Linked DNA regions of Homo sapiens: region 1 is linked to region 2. Evidence: read pairs that join two places in POLR2A ChIA-PET (ENCODE). Cell type or tissue: OCI-LY7. All regions are shown on one strand. Each heading gives the region's core, and the rest is flanking DNA. Links, peaks and the distances in the headings are about the cores only.

Region 1 (4,394 bases), core at 73-4,072, 230 kb after region 2:
GAACTTAATATTCAGTTCATGAGATAAATTTCAGTTTCATGAGATAGCAATGACTATGTTCGACAACTCTGGAACCTGACTTCCTGGGTTCCAATTTCAGCACCTTGACTTTACTAGTTGGGAAACCTTGGGCAAGTTACTAAACGGTGCCTCTGTTTTCTCATCTGTAAATTGAGTTTGGGTAACAATGTAACTAATTTATAGAATTATTAAGAGAGAGAAATTAGGGCTTTTCTGGAGCATTGGAAGGGATAAATGTTAGCTGTTATTATCATGATGGAATTCCAAATAGCTTGAGCAGCTTTTCAATCAGTATTTTCCTTTTATTGGTCAGAAGAATGTTTGGTGAAATTTTCCCCAAGATTTCATAATAAAGACAATGATGGAGGTATAATTTTATTGGGATCTGGAAGATTTGGATATGTAAACACTGGCTGTAAGGGCCTTTCACATAGAGGAAATAATGTGAGTAAATTCTGATGGGAAGAAACCTGGGTTTGTCCCAAGAAGAGTGGTCATTTAATTTAACTGCAGTGTAAGGTGCTCCCTGGGGAGAAGTGGGAGGTTCAGTAGGAATGGAGACTTGAGGTTAGCCCATGGGGCCCTGAAATGACAGGCCAAGGAGTTTGGATTGGGGACCTTGAGTACCGAGATCCCCTTGATGGCAAGGTGGAGGGAGGAAGTATTAGAGAGGGTGAGATCAAGTCAGGGAGGCCAGTTGGGAGGCTGTTGAATTAGTAGGAATAGAAATGTGGAGGATGTAGTATTGATAAGACTTCAGAGTTGATGGTGGGAGGGGAGCTGGTCTCAAGCATGGCTAAGTACTGTTAACAGAAATAGGGAACTCTGGAGAAGGGGCGAGTTTGGGATAGAGGAATATGATTTCAGTTTCATGAACATCAAGTTTGAAGTACAGATGGGACAACCCAAGAGAAGTGTTCCTCTGATAGAAATTCAGAACTGGATGCCAAGCAGAGTTCAATATTAGAGATAAATTCAGAGAGTCGTTTCCAGATGTGTTAGTGTTAACGACATGGAATATATGCAGTTCCCTGAAACTGGGCCTGGAGACTCAAAAAAGACCCCTCAATCCTTGGCTTGTGGTAGCTAAGGGAAGAGCTATAAAATGCTGGACTGGAGGGATGCGGTTCAGCTGCTGTGCTGGAGGCACTGGGTAAGGTGCTCAGAGCTGCCCTGTGCATGTCCTCCAGTGCCGTTCTCTCCAGTTTTTAAGCCTGTTCATAAACCAGAGAAGGAACTTCTTTTTCCCTTTCCCCCATCACATACTGATGGGCAGTGACTCTCAGGTTTCCTTTAATACTGGGCAGAGAATTAGGCTCAAATTATGAAATGTAAAAACTGTATTATAAAATTTACATATTCTATATTACAGTGTTAGAAGACAGACTCTAAAGATACAACTTTAAATTTCAAAAATGTCAAGACCAAACTGTTTTATAACCCTTCATTTTGTATGTGGTTTTCAATGGGTATAAAAATACTTAGTGGGTGTGTGGGTGGCTTCTCGTGTTTTGGAAACGGTGAGAATATGAGATGCTGAGCTTTGGGTTCTGGGATGAGAGCTATAATTACTAACTCTGATTCTTTCCCAGGATTGGTTCATAGGTGGATATCTGGTATCTAAAAACCCAGCGATCCAGAATCCAGAGCAATAAACCATTCTCCCCTCCCCCTGAAATTAACAGAATTATGTGGCGGTGGAGAGAGGGAATGTGGGATGATAGTTCTGCCCTGCGTTGTCTCTTTCATACCGTTCACGAACGGTTGAAGTCAGTGATGTAGCAGAAATGAAGGCTGGTGCCATGGCTTCTCCTAGCCTGATACACAACAGCTACTGCACAGCTAGGTGGAAAGAGTTCTAAAAATAACCCAGGACTCATTTCAAACCCTCCTCCCCCAAGTCTTGGCGGATGTGGTAAACACCTTAAAAACACCTGCTGTCTGAACCTTTGAGGTATCTAAAGAGGAAGGGGCAGGTACAAGGATTGGGGCTGGAAGAAGTACAGTATTGTTGGAAGGCTTGCCCAGCTACAAGGACTGCTGCCCACTGGGGCCTGCCCTCGAAGCTGTTTGGTGAGCTGCCTACCATGCCATCCTGGTCAAGGATAAGTGCCTACTCTTGAGTCTCATATTCACTGTTGGCAGGTTTCAAGGAAACTATTCATAGACTAGACATCTGTTGTCTGTCCCATTGACCTCAAATCTGCAGCTGCCACCATGGTATTCAGGCAGTGTGGTGGCTTTTAGTCTTATTTCACAGAATCAGAATTTTAGAGCTGATATGGACTTTAGACATTTTATTATTAATAAAACCATTGAAGTCCTTTAAAATCACTGCATTTCTGGAGTCACATTTCTGTGCCTATATAGTGACCACAAACATTTGAAATGGGGTCTTAGTCCTTGCTTGTTAAAAGAAATCACCCTCTTGATTATGTAACATAAAAATAGGATGATGAAAACCAGTCTTTTGAAAACATTGACTAAGTGATCCTGTACAAAGCTTTTTTTTTTTTTTTTTTTTTTTTTTTTAAATAAAATGGAACATTGAAGCTGGGAGTGGTGGCACATGCCTGTAGTCACAGCTACTTGGGAGGCTGAAGCTGGCTGAGCCCAGGAGTTTGAAGCTGCAGTGAGCTATGATCACACCACTGCACTCCAGCCTGAGTGACAGTGCAACCCTGTCTCTAAAAAAAAAAAAAAATGGCTGGGTGTGGTGGCTCATGCCTGTAATCCCAGCACTTTGGGAGGCCGACGCGGGCAGATCACGAGGTCAGGAGTTCAAGACCAGCCTGGCTAACATGGTGAAACCCTGTCTCTACTAAACATACAAAAATTAGCTGGGCGTGGTGGCGCGTGCCTATAATCCCAGCTACTCGGGAGGCTGAGGCACTAGAATCACTTGAACCTAGGAGGCAGAGGTTGCAGTGAGCTGAGATCGTGCCACTACACTCCAACCTGGCGACAGAGTGAGACTCCATCTCAAAAAATAAATAATAAAAATAAAAATAATAAATAATAAAAATAAAAATGGAGCTTTGAGGATCATTTTCTCACCTGGACTCCAGTATTTTGAATATAAAGTTCATTGACAACACAGCCAGAACACTAGGAGTCCTGTCTCCAAGGAGAAGACTTTCAGTGTCTAATTTCTGAAATTGCAAACCATAACCATGATATTATAACTGAGGGACTGTAGCTGATCTCTGCATCTTGAGAAAAAAAGGTTTCACAGATTATCTCCAACACCCACGGGATGCATTCAAAGTTGTGGGGGCAGCCAGTACCATTTTATATAACAGCATAAATCACCCAGTGATTTTACTTTAGCTTCCAGCCATATCCTATGTGATTTTAAAATGTATGATAACTACCTTACCCTAGTCTACATCGGTAAACTCTGCAAAACTCCAGCAGTTACAGAGCCTGTGCTAGGAGCTACAGGGTGAAGAGGGGGAAGAAGACTCAAGAAACCTGTAAAACTAATGGAGGAGAGGAAACCAGCTCATGTGCTGAGAAGTTTTAAATATGCTGCATTTATGGTAGGTAGAGCATTGTCATCATTGTAAGGAGTATGAATCCTCCACTGTGAGCTTTTCAAAGTTCTTTTATGTATCTGGAAGAGTGTTAAATATTTTTTCACTATGAGTTGACAGTAAATTGAAAGCTTTTCTTGAATAATGAAAGTGATCAAAATGACTGGAGGTTTTTGTGTTTTTTTGGTCACTTAATGCATATCTGAAATAGTCACCTCTAGAAGCTCAAATTTCCCTGGACCAGTACACTTGTAACAAGGAATGAGATGCTCAGGGAGATGGTCTGCTTTGGGAGACTGTGACTTTTGTGGAAAGAGCTTGGCTTTGGAGTTGTTAGTGCCCTCAGCTGTGTAGAAGCCAAGGCAGCTGTGGAGGGTCTCCTTTTTCCATGTATGTCAAGGGAAGAAGAAGAAAGAATGTAATGTTTGTGATATGTGATATCCAGGTGGCATGGTTCATGGACACTCAAATCTTTCTCCCCTGAAATTGCAGAATGAAGAGCTTCGAAACTTGTCTTTGTCTGGCCATGTGGGATTTGACAGCCTCCCTGACCAGCTGGTCAACAAGTCTACTTCTCAAGGATTCTGTTTCAACATCCTTTGTGTTGGTAAGTTATTCATCACCCCACAGCAAGAAATTTGATCCTTAGATATTGACAGGTAACTGTCGGAGAGACATGCTTCAGTGAAATAAGAATGACATGTTTATTCTCTTTCTTTCATCAGTAAAACAAGGCAAAATATCTGCCTTATACATGTCACAAGTTATAAAGATTGAGAGCTGTATTTAGGTAAATGCGTTGTATGTTTTGTCATGTTACTCAAATTACTATTAGTA
Region 2 (4,394 bases), core at 84-4,083:
CCTGAGGGTTTGCATCACTTTGTGAGTGTAAAATGTTAGGCTCATAAATGCTTAGTGAGAACACACCTTCTCTGTTTCAGACACTGTGCTCTGCCTTGGGCATACAAACATGAATAAGACACTGTGTCTGCTTTCCTGGAACTTTAGACTGGCAAGAGAGGTGGATTATTTTAGCACTACATTATTGGTCTTCTGATAGACACATGGACTCTACTGGGGGAGCCCAAAGGAGCAGTTCCTGACTCAAGAGAGTAGAGTCAGATTTTACCTCCTCCAGGAAGATAAAACCTGAGATCAGCATTGAAGAATGTATCGGTAGGAGTCAGGAGCATTCGAGACAAAAGGAAAAGCATAAGGAGAAACCAAAAGATAAGAAAAAGCATGGAATGTGTATGATAAAGAAGGGTGCTTCAAGTAGTTTGATATTTTGGAATGTAACAAAGGCTCATGATTAAATAAAAAATCACCAAGCTTAAGCCAGGCACAGTGGCTCACACCTGTAATCCCAGCACTTTGGGAGGCCAAGGCAGGAGGATTGCTGGAGCCCAGGAGTTCGAGACCAGCCTGAGCAATATAGTGAAACCCTATCTCTACCAAAAATATAAAAAATTAGCCAGGTGTGTTGGCGCACAACTGTAATCCCAGCTACTCGGAAGGCTGAGGCAGGAAAATTGCTTGAACCCAGGAGGCAGAGGTTGCAGTGAGCTGAGATCGTGCCACTGCACTCCAGACTGGGCGACAGAGCGAGACTCCATCTCAAAAAAAAAAAAATTAAAAAACTAAAAAATTAGCTGAGCATGGTGGCACACACCTGTGGTCTGAGCTACTTGGGAGGCTGAGGTGGGAGGATCGCTTGAGCCCGACAGGCAGAGGCTGCAGTGAACCAAGATCGTGCCACTCCAATCCAGCCTGAGTGACAGAGTGAGACCCTGTCTCAAAAAAGAAAAAAAAATTACCAAATTTAGAAAATAACAAAGGAAGGCCACAAACAGTGGGAGATGAGGCTGGAAGGGTTCACAAGAGCCAGTAGGTCATAAGGTCATGTAGGGCTTTGTGTGAAATGCTGAAGTTCGGATTTTATCATATGACAATGGAGAACCCTTTGAGATTTTAGTTTGTTGTAATGAACTACAAGTTTATAAATGTGTAATTGAATTTTCATTGGTATCACTTACATTTACATATCTGATTTGGAAACACAAAGTTTTAAATAAGTGATGTTGTTGAAAACATCTTTAATATATTCAGCAAAATGCAGTTTTCTTCCTGAAATACAACAAGCTTTTCTAATGATGGTTTAGAAAAATGATACTTGGTCAATATCCATTCTCCAATATTGTTTTGAGGTAGAATGTAGCCTTTGACCAACTTTTGCAAAGTAATAATTTGTTATTTAATATTTAAAGTTATTAATAACCTAAGATATATATCTAGGCTAGGAACTAGAGTCTTGGTTTACTAATAACTATTTTATAAATTAAAAATAACACTTTAGTTTCACTTTGATATTTCTATTTATATATCCTAGATGATGAATAATATTCCAAGTAAATGTAAGTATCAGTTAAAATATGAAACTTCCATTGTCTGAACTTTTGATATACGTAAAACTAAAGACAGTGTAAATAATCAGAGCTGTCAATTTTTTGGCTAAAGCCTGCCTTATTATTAAGCAAAATTCTACTTAAACCAATCACATAATTCCCTATTCTGAAGTCCAACAGGCTTTGGCTTCAGAAACTTAGAGGAATATTTCAAAAGGCAAAAGGAATCTATTGTTCCTCTGAGTCAGCTTTTCTCAGGAGATCACTGGTTCTCAGCTGCCCATTCCCGCTGCTCTTCCTTCATTCCTGAAGTTCCAGCTCTCCCTCTGGTCTTACTTCCTTTCAGTATTTATTTCAGAATAGGTCTGCTGATAACACATTCTTTTAGTTTTCTCCATCTAGGAATGTCTTTATTCCACTGTCACCCTTGAAGGGCATTTTCACTGGATATGGGATTCTGGGTTGAGTTGACTCTTTTCTTTCAGTACTTAACAAATGTTCACTTTCCTCTTGCTTCCATGGTTTCTAATGAGAAATGCACAGTCCTTTAAATATTGGCTCCTCCTGTATGCAATGTGTTGTTTTCCTCTGGCCACTCTCTTTCGTCTTTAGCATTTTGATTATGATTTGGATGGACTTAGTTTTCTTTGAGTTGATCGTATTTGGGGTTTGCTGAGCCTCTTGATTCTGTAAATTTATGTCTTTCACCAAATTCTGGAAGTTTTCAGCCATTCTGTCTTCAAATATTCTTAATGCATTAATCTTCTCCCTCCAGGACTTTAGTGACTAGTGATACAGTATTTCAATGACAGTTCATATTGTCCCACAAGCTCCATTCATTTTTTTTTAAATCTGTTTTCTTTCAGTCCTTCAGATTGGATAATTTCTGTTGGTCTGTTTTCAAGTTCACTGACTTTCCTATCTCCATTCTGCCAGTGATTTTTTTTTTTTTTAATTTCAAATATTATAGTTTTCAGTTCTAAAATTTACATTTAAAAAATAGTTTCTATTTCTTTGCTGAGAAGGTCTCTTTTTAAAGTTGTTTTAAAGACTCTTGTAGATTCTGGGCACAGTGGCTCATGCCTGTAACCCAGCACTTAGGGAGGCCAAGGCAGGCGGATCTCTTGAGTCTAAGAGTTCAAGACCAGCCTGGCCAACATGGTGAAACCCCATCTCTACAAAAAAAAAAAAAAAAATTAGCCAAGTGTGGTAATGCGTGCCTGTAATCCCAGCTACCTGGGACGCTGAGGTGGGAGGATCACCTGAGCCGGGGGGTTGAGGCTGTAGTGAGCTGTGATTATGCCAGCAATGCCTATATGCTAGAAATGGCTTTATCTCGTCCTAGTTTTTACAAGCTAAGCTGAATTCCACTCTATTCCTAAATCCCAACCACTTGGCTAGTAGTCCTGAATTACTCTTAAGACGGAGACACACAGAGGCCAACTGTGTGTGTAGAGTGACGTTACTGGCGATGTGGTCTTGTCAGGGGAAGGAGTATTCCCCCTACAGACATCTATCTAATATGAGCGGTGTGTCATCTTCAAATTGTTGTCTAATCTTACGACTGCACAAAAAATATAATTAGAATGTGTATAATACTTTCATATTTTCCAAAGTGATTGCACCAGCCTTCAACTCTTCAAATTTCTGGCCTCCATTTCAACATTCATGACTTGAGAAGTCGAATTTCTAGAAAATGCTTTTGAAAAACTCAACAGTGGAAAGAAACAAGGCTTTTCTTTTCATCCTCATGGTTTTCGTTATTTCTGTTATGACTTCTTTTGAAACTAATATCATATGTTGTGGTTTCCGCCAGCCTCATTTGAGCCTCATAGTATTCTTATGAGCTATTTTAATAAAGTGATGAAAGTCTGAAGCCAGATGATCTGCGTTTAAGCCTGGCTCTGTCACGTACCAGCTGCATGGCCTTGAACAAGTTAACCTCTATCCTCCTCACTTTCCTCATCGGTAAACGGGGATAATAATAATACCTCTCTCACCGGGTTGTTGCAAGTAGTAATTGAATAGTAAAACACTTAAATGGTGTCTGGCACAGAGAAAGAGCTGAATAATTAATTAGACATTATTATTAGTTTTCGGCAGGTGTTATTTTCTTCTCGCTGTGGATAACTGAGAAACAGAAGGTCAAGTGACTTGCCTGATGCCGAATGTTATGTCAGAGCCTCCTGCCTCCTTGTCCAGTGTTCATCCTGCTGTAGGCAGGAAGTGGGGAAGGGTCCAGAGGACATTTCTGCAGAGGATGAGGTGGGAGGCAGGGTCTATGAAGCTATGTTTGGGGGAAGAACTCGTATAAATAGCATCTCACACAGGGTGAGCTAACAGTTTATGCCAGATGAGAAGTGGATAAATGATTTCACAAATTAAGTAGCTCCTGAGAGACTAGTGTGTTATTTAAAACAAAACACACCTCTTCTCCCTCCCCCGGTGAGTTATTCTGGTAGACATTGGTAGGTTTTTTGGAAGAGATCTGCCTGGCAAAGAAATGGCTATTTAGTACAGCCAGCTTTCTCTTGCTGCTGTCAGTTTCTCAAATCCCTCTTAACTGCATTTTAAAATTCAAATTATCATATTTTAAGGGGCTCGTTAGGGCTTTTAAAAAATTCAAATGCCACCTAACTGAGGAACATTCAGCCAGGAGTGACTGACGTGACCACTCAGTAATTCTGGCCTTAGCATCTGTGGCTGAGCCATGAGATATCACATTAGAGCCCAGCAAATATTAATAACTTTCCAAAATCAGGTTCTTTCCACAGAAGCCTCCCTGCATCACTTCTATACATTTTCATCTCATTCCGTTCTTTCTTGCACCGTGAAGCCTGGGGTACACAC

What was found. Peaks named below come from ENCODE experiments on the same cell type or tissue, not always from the same donor. Only the 100,000 strongest peaks of a DNase experiment are listed, where the experiment ranks them.
Region 1: POLR2A ChIA-PET joins it to region 2 with 7 read pairs; 4 of 35 experiments call an interaction of 5 or more read pairs at or near these places.

Annotation. Positions count from the first base shown.
Region 1 is chr4:76,992,376-76,996,769 of GRCh38, forward strand. SEPTIN11 (septin 11) reads left to right here. Exons shown (of 10, transcript NM_018243.4): 2 at 4,050-4,164. Among named protein-coding and RNA genes, the nearest start is that of SEPTIN11, 45 kb to the left of the region's middle. RefSeq lists an enhancer at 2,036-2,185. In OCI-LY7, for the core only: no CTCF peak of the experiment used is centred there; a DNase peak (open chromatin) is centred at 1,916; H3K27ac peaks cover 939 bases.
Region 2 is chr4:76,762,629-76,767,022 of GRCh38, forward strand. The region is part of intron 9 of SHROOM3 (shroom family member 3); the gene reads left to right. The region is part of intron 1 of SHROOM3-AS1 (SHROOM3 antisense RNA 1); the gene reads right to left. Among named protein-coding and RNA genes, the nearest start is that of SHROOM3-AS1, 38 kb to the right of the region's middle. In OCI-LY7, for the core only: no CTCF peak of the experiment used is centred there; no DNase peak of the experiment used is centred there.